Regions from separate parts of the Homo sapiens genome. Here region 1 is linked to region 2. Evidence: read pairs that join two places in POLR2A ChIA-PET (ENCODE). Cell type or tissue: PC-9. All regions are shown on one strand. Links, peaks and the distances in the headings refer to the core of each region. The heading gives the core; the rest is flanking DNA.

Region 1 (5,381 bases), core at 259-5,258, 120 kb before region 2:
TCACAGGGTCAAGCCCTCCCAGAAAAAAACCATGAGGTTAGGTCTTGCTGTCCAACAAGTAGGGGTGAGAAGTAAGATAACTGAGAGTTTTATGCACAGAGAAATCCAAAAAGCAAATCTACCCCTGCTCCAAAAGTTGCCAGACACAGCCAAGCCACTTGAAAAAGAACTGAAGCTTACAATGTGGTTCTGGATCATTGACATCAAAACACAATGATCATTTTGCATTCCCCAGGTCACTCTCTCTTCATGAGATTATTTCTGGTTTTGCCTGTCCTCACTCTAAATGATACAGAGCAGAGTCCCACAAGAAGAGGGATATGATCTCCAAAATGACCCCCACTTCCATCTCCTCTGCAGGAACAAAAGGGCTCAGAGAGCTGACATCTTCTTCCAGTGTTCCTTGCTGGTGTTTATCCGAAGTTCAAATGCAATTTCTTTTGGGGGGTAGATACACACCCACAGATGCAAACTAATTAGGCAAATGGGGTCACTGCTGGATGGACAAGAGCTGCAGCCTGATAAGGACTAAAAGGATGCCAGCCAAGGCCTAGGGAGAAAGGCAAAAGACATCTGCAGAGGCTGTTTTGTGCACTATGTGCATTTTGTGTTAATGCTCTTGGAATCAGTGCTAGCATGACCGACCGACTTAATGAGAGCCATTTTTGATGTCAGGGTTTGACTGCTATAGGTCACACATGTCCTGGAGGCTAGCACCATCCTAATGACCTTCCCATGAGAATCACAACTCCCTGACCATCCAAGAGGATTGTGAAGGCTATTTGCATTCAGGAGACCCTCACAAATAAGTAGAAAGGAAGCTTGAATCAAAATGTACAGAGGCAGCTAAAACAGGCCTGGAGGTCCAAAAAGGAATTCAAATAAATAGTGCCTTCAAAAGGTTGTACCCAGATTCCTGCAAGCCCCACCACCACCTTCTCTCCAATTCCATAAGAGATGTCTTATGTCTCTGTCAAGGAGAGGGTAGAGGACTGCATTGCACGAAGAGGACATGTCAGTCACAGCTTAGATAGCGCTAGCCTCCACGACAAGGAACAACAGTCAAACAGTCAGAAGGGGTGATACTGTTTTGAAGGGAAGGCTAATTTTAGATATCAGAACTACATTTCTAAATATTCTGTTCTGCACATTCTATTTATAAGCTGAATTCTTTTTTAAGCGTAAGTTGTTTTTAGATGTTGGCAAGTTTTGGAGCTTAGGACTTCTTTGTTATGGGGGCCTCCAACAGAGAACTAAAAGCATCAGTCAAGGACCAGCTATGTTCCCAGTCCACTAGAATGTCACAAGATCTGGAGAAGTAATTAATATAATAGCTGGGATGATGAGATTTGGAACTGGATCACCTGGATCTTTGTCACAGCTTTGTTACTAGCTATGTTTCCTTTGGCAAATAACTAAAGAAACTTGGAAAAGTGACACAACCCTAGACCTCGTTTTCTCATTTGTAAAATGAGGATCAGACTATGCACCTCCTAGTAGAGTTCTCAGCAGGATTTAGCAAGTTCAGGCATGTCCAGCTCTGAGTATGGTATTGGGTACATAGAATTGTTCAATAAGTGGTAGCTATTACCATTTATTGGATGTAGAGGCACAATTCAAAACAGAGTACAATAGCAAGCTAGGCTCTATCAGACAGAAGTGAGAGGAGAGAACAGTGAGAGTGTTTTAGTTGTTAAGAGAGCTTCGTGAAGAAGAAAGATTTTGAAAAATGAGCAGCACAGAGAAATGTGACATGAAAAGGGAAGTGCCTGGACTCTGGAGTCATATATCCCTGGGTTCAAATCCTGACCCCACTTGTCAGCTATCTGACCTTGAACCAAGTTAACAAACCTCTCTGAGCCTTTCTTTACTCATCAGAAAAGTGGGAACAATAATCAGCACTTCACACTGTGATTGGGAAAATCAAGTGACACGAGGCCAGATGTTGGTATGCAGAAAGGGACCCAGAAGTGGTAGCTGTTGGAGAAGTTTGCAGGATGACATGGGCTTGAAAGCAGGATGAGCAAGAAGAATGCTAAATATAAAAATAGAATCTCAGGCTGGGCATGGTGGCTCACGCCTGTAATTCCAGCACTTTGGGAGGCTGAGGCAGGCGGATCACAAGGTCAGGAGTTTGAGACCAGCCTGGCCAATATGGTGAAACCCCGTCTCTATTAAAAATACAAAAATTAGCCAGACGTGGTGGCGGGCACCTGTAGTCCCAGCTACTTGGGAGGCTGAGGCAGGGGAATCACTTGAACCCGGGAGGCAGAGGTTGCAGTGAGCCAACATTGCACCATTGCACTCCAGCCTGGCAACAGAGTGAGACTCCATCTTAAAAAAAAAAGAACAGAATCTCTTACTAGCTGCCATTCATTAGTTGTTGACTAAATGCAGGTACCTAGTGAATCCCTTAGAGGGTTTGTAACTACAGGGTTGCTAAGAGCCCAGTAGAGTCAGATGACCTGGATCCAAATACAGGCCCCGTGTTTCCCTGCTGTGTCATCATGGGCAAGTCATTTAACTTTTCCAACCTGTAGTTCCCTCCCTTGTAAAATGCAGGTATTAATTGTGCTTTCCTCAAGTGGTTTGGTGGGGATTAAGTGAGACAATGTAAATAGTCATTAGCACAGTGCCTAGCACAAGAAAATACTTTAATGTTTGCTACCATTATCATTATTTACATTCATTTTCTCATTTAATCTTCACAAGCCCCCCATGAGTTGTATTATTGTCCCCTTGTCCAGGGCAACCGTTAGCAAAGATGGGGCCAGCTCTGAAGGACAAGAAATCTCAGCTTCTTTGTTCTCTGACCTTTCAGATAAGCTGGTCAACGGTGCCAGGGTTGGGGCAATATGACAATTATTTTAAAATGCATTTTATGCCATAATCCTCGTCAGTCTTTTCTCATCTGGTGGTCCCCACGGCCTCACCACCTCATCTGCTGAAGGTTTCAGATTTAGGGCTGTGTGTACCCCAGAATGCAGCCAGCAAGCACATTAGTGTTGCCCCTCTGGGCACTTGCAGCTTCCCAAGGTTGACACAGTTTATGAAATGTCCATTCTGATTTGCAAATAGGTCTGACACGGACATGCTTCCAGCTGGCTGGTGATTTCGATAACAACCTCTCCTCCTTGGTGCCAATTAACAGAAATTAAATGTCCCTGGCACACTTTGTAATTCAGAAAATGCTGATTAAACCCCCGCTGGGCGTCCATTATGACCTATGGGCTCCAGGCAAGTGCTGCTCCCACTCCATCTCCATTTAAAGTCGCAGAATGTTTTCTTCCTGGGCAAAAATCAATGTCACTTCATTCACTTACTCATTTTTTTTTCAACGGATATCAACTGAGCATCTACTATGGGCTATGTGCCAGGTGTTGTTCCGTACAGTTGGGATACAGCAGTGAACAACACAGATAAGGTTCCTACCTGCAGGAAGTGGAGTAAATGGCAAAGAAGCAGGAGAATTTCTACATGTCAGATGTTATGAAAGAAACAAAGTGATGGGACAGAGAATGGCTGAGGGGCATGAGCTATATTACGTAGGGTGGCCAGGGAAGGTTCTCCAAAGGGATGACATTCGAGTTGAGACCCGAAGACTAAGAGGGAACCAGACACGCAGCATAGTGGGAATAGCAGGAACAAGCTCAACCTGTCCCCTGTCCATGAAACTCTCCATGGGGTAGGTTTCATTAACACTCTTTTTTTTTTTTTTTTTTTTTGAGACAGAGTCTCGCTCTGTCGCCCAGGCTGGAGTACAGAGGCGCGATCTTGGCTCACTGCAAGCTCCGCCTCCCGGGTTCACGCCATTCTCCTGCCTCAGCCTCCCGAGTAGCTGGGACTACAGGCGCCCAACACCACGCCCGGCTAATTTTTTGTATTTTTAGTAGAGACGGGGTTTCACCGCCATTAACACTTTTTCATTTATCAAACATTTTTTATCATACAATAAGTATTTGTTGAATGAACAATTGGAGAATAAATGAATCCCCTTTTATCCTGACAAGAAGGCCTGTCATAGGAAGGATGAACATAGGGAAGATGCCACTGGAGTTATTACAAGCGGAGAGGCAAATTACCGCCCTTTTCTCCACCGCGTTCCCCATCTCTACAACGAGGGACTTGGCTTAGGCACCAGCATTCAGGACTGTGAGATCTTAAGAACTCACCTTTCAGAGGAACTGGCCCTGGCAGTGCTTTAAAGCAGTAACTAGGCAGCAAACAATAAGCAAACTGACATCTAAAAAAAAAACAAAACAAAACAAAACAAAAAAACCAGCCAAAATGGTTGTTTGGAATTGTATACATGAAACATAAAATATAATTTCCTTCGTTATCATTAGGGTATAGTTATTGAATTTCTGCACCCACTTACTCATTCAGAAAATACTTATTACTAGTTGTGAGTCTCTTCTCTTCCTCCCTTCAGCCCTCTGCCCTCTCTCTCTCTCTCTCTCTCTCTGTTTCTGTCTCCCCCTCACTCCCCCAACCTTTCTCTGGCACAGCATTTCAAAGCCCAGGCTATAGATTTGGAACACCTGAGTTGTACCTAAAGTGTGACTTGCTGTGTGACTTTAGGTAAGTCACTTCACCTATCTAAGTCTCAGTTTTCTCATCTATATAAAGGGAATAATAATAGAAGACATCTCACAACACCATACAAAATAAACACTAAGGTATTATTATCTTTGTTACTATCCATTATTATCCTTTGATAGACAGGAATGTAAAGTTTAAAGAACTCAACTTAGGAAACTGAGACAGGTTTTTAGGGCATAAGAAACTCCAGTAACAAATGTGACAGCCACTGTTTAATGACCTGTTTCTACCTGTAGGATTTTCTATTCTTTGAGATAATTATGAAGCAGGATCACAAGAAATATCCTTCAGGAGGTCTTTTAATCTATAATAATAATTTTGAGCCAACAATTATAGAGCACCTGCTATGTGTCAGACACTATTCTATGTGCTTTACTTATATCAAACATCGACTTATTTAAAATTCCCACAAACAGATAAAATAAATACTATTACTACCCCCATGTTAATCGTAGAAACTAAGGCCTAGAGAGATTAAAAAACGTCCATGGGGTCACAAGGCTAGGAACTGTGGGGTTTGGAAATAAACCCAGGCAATCTGGCTCCAGTCTGTGGCTGCTAACTGCTTTCCACCTCAGTTAAGGTTGAGTGAAAGTACAGACAGAGTGGTTCATGCCTATAATCCTAGCACTTTGGGAGGCCAAGGCGGGTGGATCAACTGAAGTCAGGAGTTTGAGACCAGCCTGGCCAACATGGCAAAACCCCATCTCTACTAAAAATACAAAAATTAGCTGGGCATGGTAGTGGGCACCTGTAATCCCAGCTACCCGGGAGGCGGA
Region 2 (5,381 bases), core at 109-5,108:
AATATGGCTTCTTAATTGGGAATTGTCAATTATTTGCTAGCCTATGTAAAATACCCTCTATACAAAAGAATTTAGAAAGGTGTCATAGTGGATAAGAACTTAGGCTGTGATTCAGACAGAGATCATCATTTACTAGCCGGGTGACCTCAGACAATTCAGCTAACCACTCTGTGAAATAGGGATAATAATGTGTAACTCATAGGATTGCTATGAGGATTAAAGAAATAATATGTGTATAAACTCTGTTTATGTATGTGTGTATGTCTGGCATATAGTAAGCATTTTAAAATGTCAGCTATTTTTAATATTGATCTATAAACATTAGTCTGATTAAAATGGAAAAAGCTTACGTGTGCCCCATAATAATCTCTTCCCTGGCTTAACTGAGCTAGTTATCACAATGTAATTGTGTGTTATACCTTTTACAACTTTCAAACCATATCGCATTCATTCTTCAAAACCTCACAACAAAACTCAATTCCTCCCTGATTTATTTATTTTTAACTTTTTTTTTTTCCAAGACGGGGTCTTGCTCTATCACCCAGGCTGGAGTGCAGTAGTGCAATCTCGGCTCACTGCAGCCTCTGCCTCCCGGGTTTAAGCAATTCTCCTACCTCAGTCTCCTGAGTAGCTGGGATTACAGGGGCGTGCCATTATGCCTGGCTAATTTTTGCATTTTTAGTAGAGACAGGGTTTTACCATATTGGTCAGGCTGCTCTTGAACTACTAACCTCAGGTGATCCACCTGCCTTGGCCTTCCAAAGTGCTGGGATTATAGGCATTGCCACCATGCCCAGCCTCCCCCGATTGATTGATTGATTGATTTTATTTTTTTGATACGGAGTTTCATTCTTGTTGCCCAGGCTGGAGTGCAATTGCACGATCTCAGCTCACCGCAACCTCCGCCTCCCTGGTTCAAGCGATTCTCCTGCCGCAACCTCCCTAGTAGCTGGGATTATAGGCATGCGCCACCATACCCAGCTAATTCTGTATTTTTAGTAGAGACAGGGTTTCTCCAGGTTGGTCAGGCTGGTCTTAAACTCCCGACTTCAGGTGATCCACCGGCCTCGGCCTCCCAAAGTGGTGGGATTACAGGCGTGAGCCACCGCGCCTGACCCCCCGATTTATTTTTAAACCCATCCCACTGGTCACTCTGCTCAATTTGGTAATTTGTTAGCATTTCTAAATTTAGATCCCTAAGGCTATAATTAGTTTTAGCTTGTCTGTGAGTCCTTTTGTATTTGTTTTTCGTGCATACTTACCTAGCTTCCCTACCTTCAGATGACAAAGTTCTTTCTCTGAGGAAAAAATTGTGGGAACTTCTTTATATGCTTCTGCTCCTAAGGCGTGTGGCATTCAATGAATAGCGTTATTTCCCTACCCTTTTAGGGACTTTTTGTTTTTCAATGTTTTTTTCTTCTACATCTGTGTTCTGCCTTTACCTGAATGCTTCCTGAATGGCAAACAGATTTCTTTTTTAATTGACACAAGCGAAGAGTAGAAGAATAAAGAGAAGAAGGTAGGATTTTTTTTTTTTTAATTTTTTTTTTTGAGACGGAGTCTTGCTCTGTCGCCCAGGCTGCAGTGCAGTGGAGCGATCTTGGCTCACTGCAAGCTCCGCCTTCCGGGTTCACTCCATTCTCCTGCCTCAGCCTCCCCAGTAGCTGGGACTACAGGCGTCCGCCACCATGCCTGGCTAATTTTTTTGTATTTTTAGTAGAGACGGGGTTTCACTCTGTTAGCCAGGATGGTCTCCATTTCCTGACCTCGTGATCTGTCCACCTCGGCCTTCCAAAGTGCTGGGATTACAGGCGTGAGCCACCGCGCCCGGCTCGAAGGTAGGATTTTTTAGGACTTACAGGTTTAGCTGATGCTGGGGTCGCTCTGCATGCAACTTCAGACAAAGCTAATGGGTCAGCAGAGGTAGGCAGGGTCAGGGTGGTGGTTGCATTCACGGGCTTTGGAGTCAGGTGCCTGGGTTTGCGTTGATGCTGTGTCCCAGGCTAGCTCTATGGCTTTAAGCAAGTTCTTTCAACCCTCGGACCTCTGGGTTATCATGGGACCCACGAGATAATGATAATACCTACCTCTTAGGCTTGCTATGAGAATAAAAGGAGCTAAGCCAAGATGATTAGCCCAATGCCTAGAATGTGGTAAGTGTTCAGGAAATATTAAGCTGGAAGGAAGGAAGGAAGGAAGGAAGGAAGGGAGGGAGGGAGGGAGGGAGGGAAGGAGGGAGGGAGGGAAAGGAGAAAGGGAGGGAGGAAGAGAGGGAGGGAAGAAGGGAAAGGTTAAAACTACTGGAATCCAGTTTGGTCAGTTAATTAATGAAAATTCTAAATCTGATTGACATGAGCTAGGAACAAGAACAAGTAGCCATGATAATTAGAGAAACTGCCTTTTTATTTAGATAAATGTAACCAAATTAAAGAAGTTGTACTTCTCTGGTGCCAAATTTTTGAGAAATCCCTGTTTTCTAGATTTCTTCTAAAGTGGTATATTCGTAACTCCCAGAAATTAAAAATCACTAACTCATGCTATACTACTCCAGACTTAGAACCCACAAGATTCAGCCTGCCATCTCATCAACATTCCACAGAGGATGAAAGGCTGTGTCATGGGCTCATATGGGAAAGGTGACACCTGAATCATCAAAACACGGCTTGTGGTTTCTAAATAGCCAACCTACCCACCACTACTGTTAATGTCTCCACCATTAGCATCACCATTATGGAGCAGTCTAAAGGCTCTACAAGAGATGGAAGAAAAAAAGGAAAGAAGGGAAGGAGAAAGGGAAAGAGGGAGACAGGAAGGAAAAGGGGAAAAGAAGGAAGAAAAGAAGAGAGAAAAAGAAACAGGTAGGCTGGGTGCGGTGGCTCACGCCTGTAATCCCAGCACTTTGGGAGGCCGAAGCAGGTGGATCACCTGAGGTCAGGAGTTCGAGACCCGCCTGGCCAACATGGTGAAACCCTGTCTCTACAAAAAATACAAAAATTAGCCAAGCATGGGAGCACACACCTGTAATCTCGCTACTTGGGAGGCTGAGGCAGGAGAATCGCTTCAACCTGAGAGGTGGAGGTTGCAGTGAGCCGAGATCACGCCATTGCACTCCAGCCTGGGCAACGATAGCGAAACTCTGTCTAAAAATAAAATAAAATAAAATAAAGAAATAGGTAAAGACAGCCAATCATATATTATTGAGATTCCAACCTCACTGAGTTTTTTTAGAATTTATTTTTGTGCATTTCCAAAGTTTAAGATTCCTGCCTCTATTGTATCAATAAGATTAGACTGGTGTAAACTATATGAACTGGAGAAACAACCACGGTCATACCCTTTTTTTTCCTAGTAATTGGTCAGATCCCTAATATCTTATTAGCCAGAAGTCTAGTATCTTCCTCTACATCCTATTCCATATAGAGTCTGAGACTGTGAATTCTGGAGTGGGATTGCCTGACTTTGAATCATGAACCCCACCCCCATCCATAACTTGTCGTGTGACCTTGACCTGTCTGCACCTGTAGCATGGTGATAATCATGGTACTCATCTAGTAATCATCTCTAGTAAATAGATGATTATATTAGATTATCCATTAAATATTTATTAACCATCTTTTTTTTTTTTTTTGAGACAGGGTCTCACTCTGTCACCTAGGATGGTATGCAGTGGGATGATCATGGCTCACTGCAGTCCTGACCTCCCAGCCTCAAGCAATTCTCCCACTTTAGCCTCCCAAGTAGCTAGGACTACAGGTGCACACCACAATGCCCAGCTTGTTTTTTAATGTTTTATAGAAACAGGATCTTACTATGTTGCCCAGGCTGGTCTCAAACGTCTGGTCTCAAGTGATCCTCCCACCTCAGCCTCTCAAAGTGCTGGGATTCCAGGTGTGAGCCATTGTGCCTGGCCAAGCCTCCATTATGTCCTAGGGATTTCTTTCTCAGTGCTACAGATAAAACTCAACAAAGAAGGCCGGGCGCGGTGGCTCATGCCTGTAATCCCAGCACTTTGGGAGGCCGAGATGGGCAGATCACTGGAGGTCAGGAGTTCGAGACCAGCCTGGCCAACATGGTGAAACCCTGTCTCTACTAAAAATACAAAAATTAGCTGGGCATGGTGGTGCGTGCCTGTAATCCCAACTACTTGGGAGGCTGAGATAGGAGAATCACTTGAAGCCAGGAGGCGGAGGTTGCAGTGAGTACAGATTGCACCACTGTACTCCAGCCTGGGCAACAGAGAGAGACTGTCTAAAACAAAACAAAACAAAACAAAACAAAAAAACAAACTTAACAAAGAACACAAAATTCCTGACCTCATGAAAATTTATATTCTAGATGGGGTGGGGCAGAGAGAGCACAAATAAATGAAAAAAACATTTTATATAGTGAGATATGCTATAAAGAAGATAAACCAGGATGATGCAATAGAGAGTAACTAGGGGAGGGAAGTGAGGTGATGGTTTAGGTTGGATGGTCAAGGCCATCCCGAAGAGGTGATACTTGAGTTGAGAAAAAAAAGTCAGCCACACAAAGATGTATGTAAAAGAGTTCCAGGCAGGAGTACTAGCAAGTGCAAAGGCATGAAGTGGGAAAGAGCCTAATTTTTTTGTTTGTTTTTGTTTTTTTGAGGCCGGGTCTCACTCTGCTACCCAGGCTGGGGTGCAATGGTGTAGTCATGGCTCACTGCAGCCTTGATTTCCTGGTCTCAAGCAATCCTCTTGCCTCAGCCTCCTAAGTGAGCTTAAAATGTTTGAGAAACCAAATATACTTTTCTCCTCATACCTCTCTTTTCAAACATCCAGCCTCCGCTTCTCACATTCTACTGGATAGCTTCTTCATTCACTGACAGCATAGAAGAAATCAATATACAACTTTCATGACTTCCTTTTACTACAGCTACTATCACACCTCTATCCACTAATATGTGCTCTTTTTGTCACTTACAGTGAACAACAATTAGGGCTCCTATTAAGACCTATGCTCCATTGGTACATTAGACCCCATTGTCTTTTGCCCATTAAGAGCTTTTATTCCTCTAGTTTCTTATCTCACCTCTTGCATCATCAGATTTTTTCTCTCTAGATCATACTTGTCTGCATTCACACATATCTTCTAACCTAATGCAAGCAGACAAGCAAGCAAAACCAAACTGAACAAAATGCCAACAAACCCTATCCTTTGCCCTATCCCACAATACCCTTCCAGTACCGTCCAGTACCTTCATTGCTCTACTCCCCTTTACAGTAAAGCTGTTTAGGAGAACTACCATGCTTTCTCTAATTTGTCTTCTCCATTTTTCTCCTCAACCTTTAATTATATTTTATTTGTTTATTTTATTTATTTAAATCTTTTTGAGACAAGGTCTTATTCTGTAGCTTAGG

What was found. Peaks named below come from ENCODE experiments on the same cell type or tissue, not always from the same donor. Only the 100,000 strongest peaks of a DNase experiment are listed, where the experiment ranks them.
Region 1: POLR2A ChIA-PET joins it to region 2 with 9 read pairs; 5 of 35 experiments call an interaction of 5 or more read pairs at or near these places.

The regions. Positions count from the first base shown.
Region 1 is chr5:146,070,333-146,075,713 of GRCh38, forward strand. It overlaps a transcript of SH3RF2 not described here. Among named protein-coding and RNA genes, the nearest start is that of PLAC8L1, 33 kb to the right of the region's middle. RefSeq lists enhancers at 2,355-3,309, 3,310-4,262, 3,954-4,123. In PC-9, for the core only: no CTCF peak of the experiment used is centred there; no DNase peak of the experiment used is centred there.
Region 2 is chr5:146,188,409-146,193,789 of GRCh38, forward strand. No RefSeq gene overlaps it. Among named protein-coding and RNA genes, the nearest start is that of LARS1, 8.4 kb to the left of the region's middle. In PC-9, for the core only: no CTCF peak of the experiment used is centred there; DNase peaks (open chromatin) are centred at 143 and 2,633; H3K27ac peaks cover 719 bases.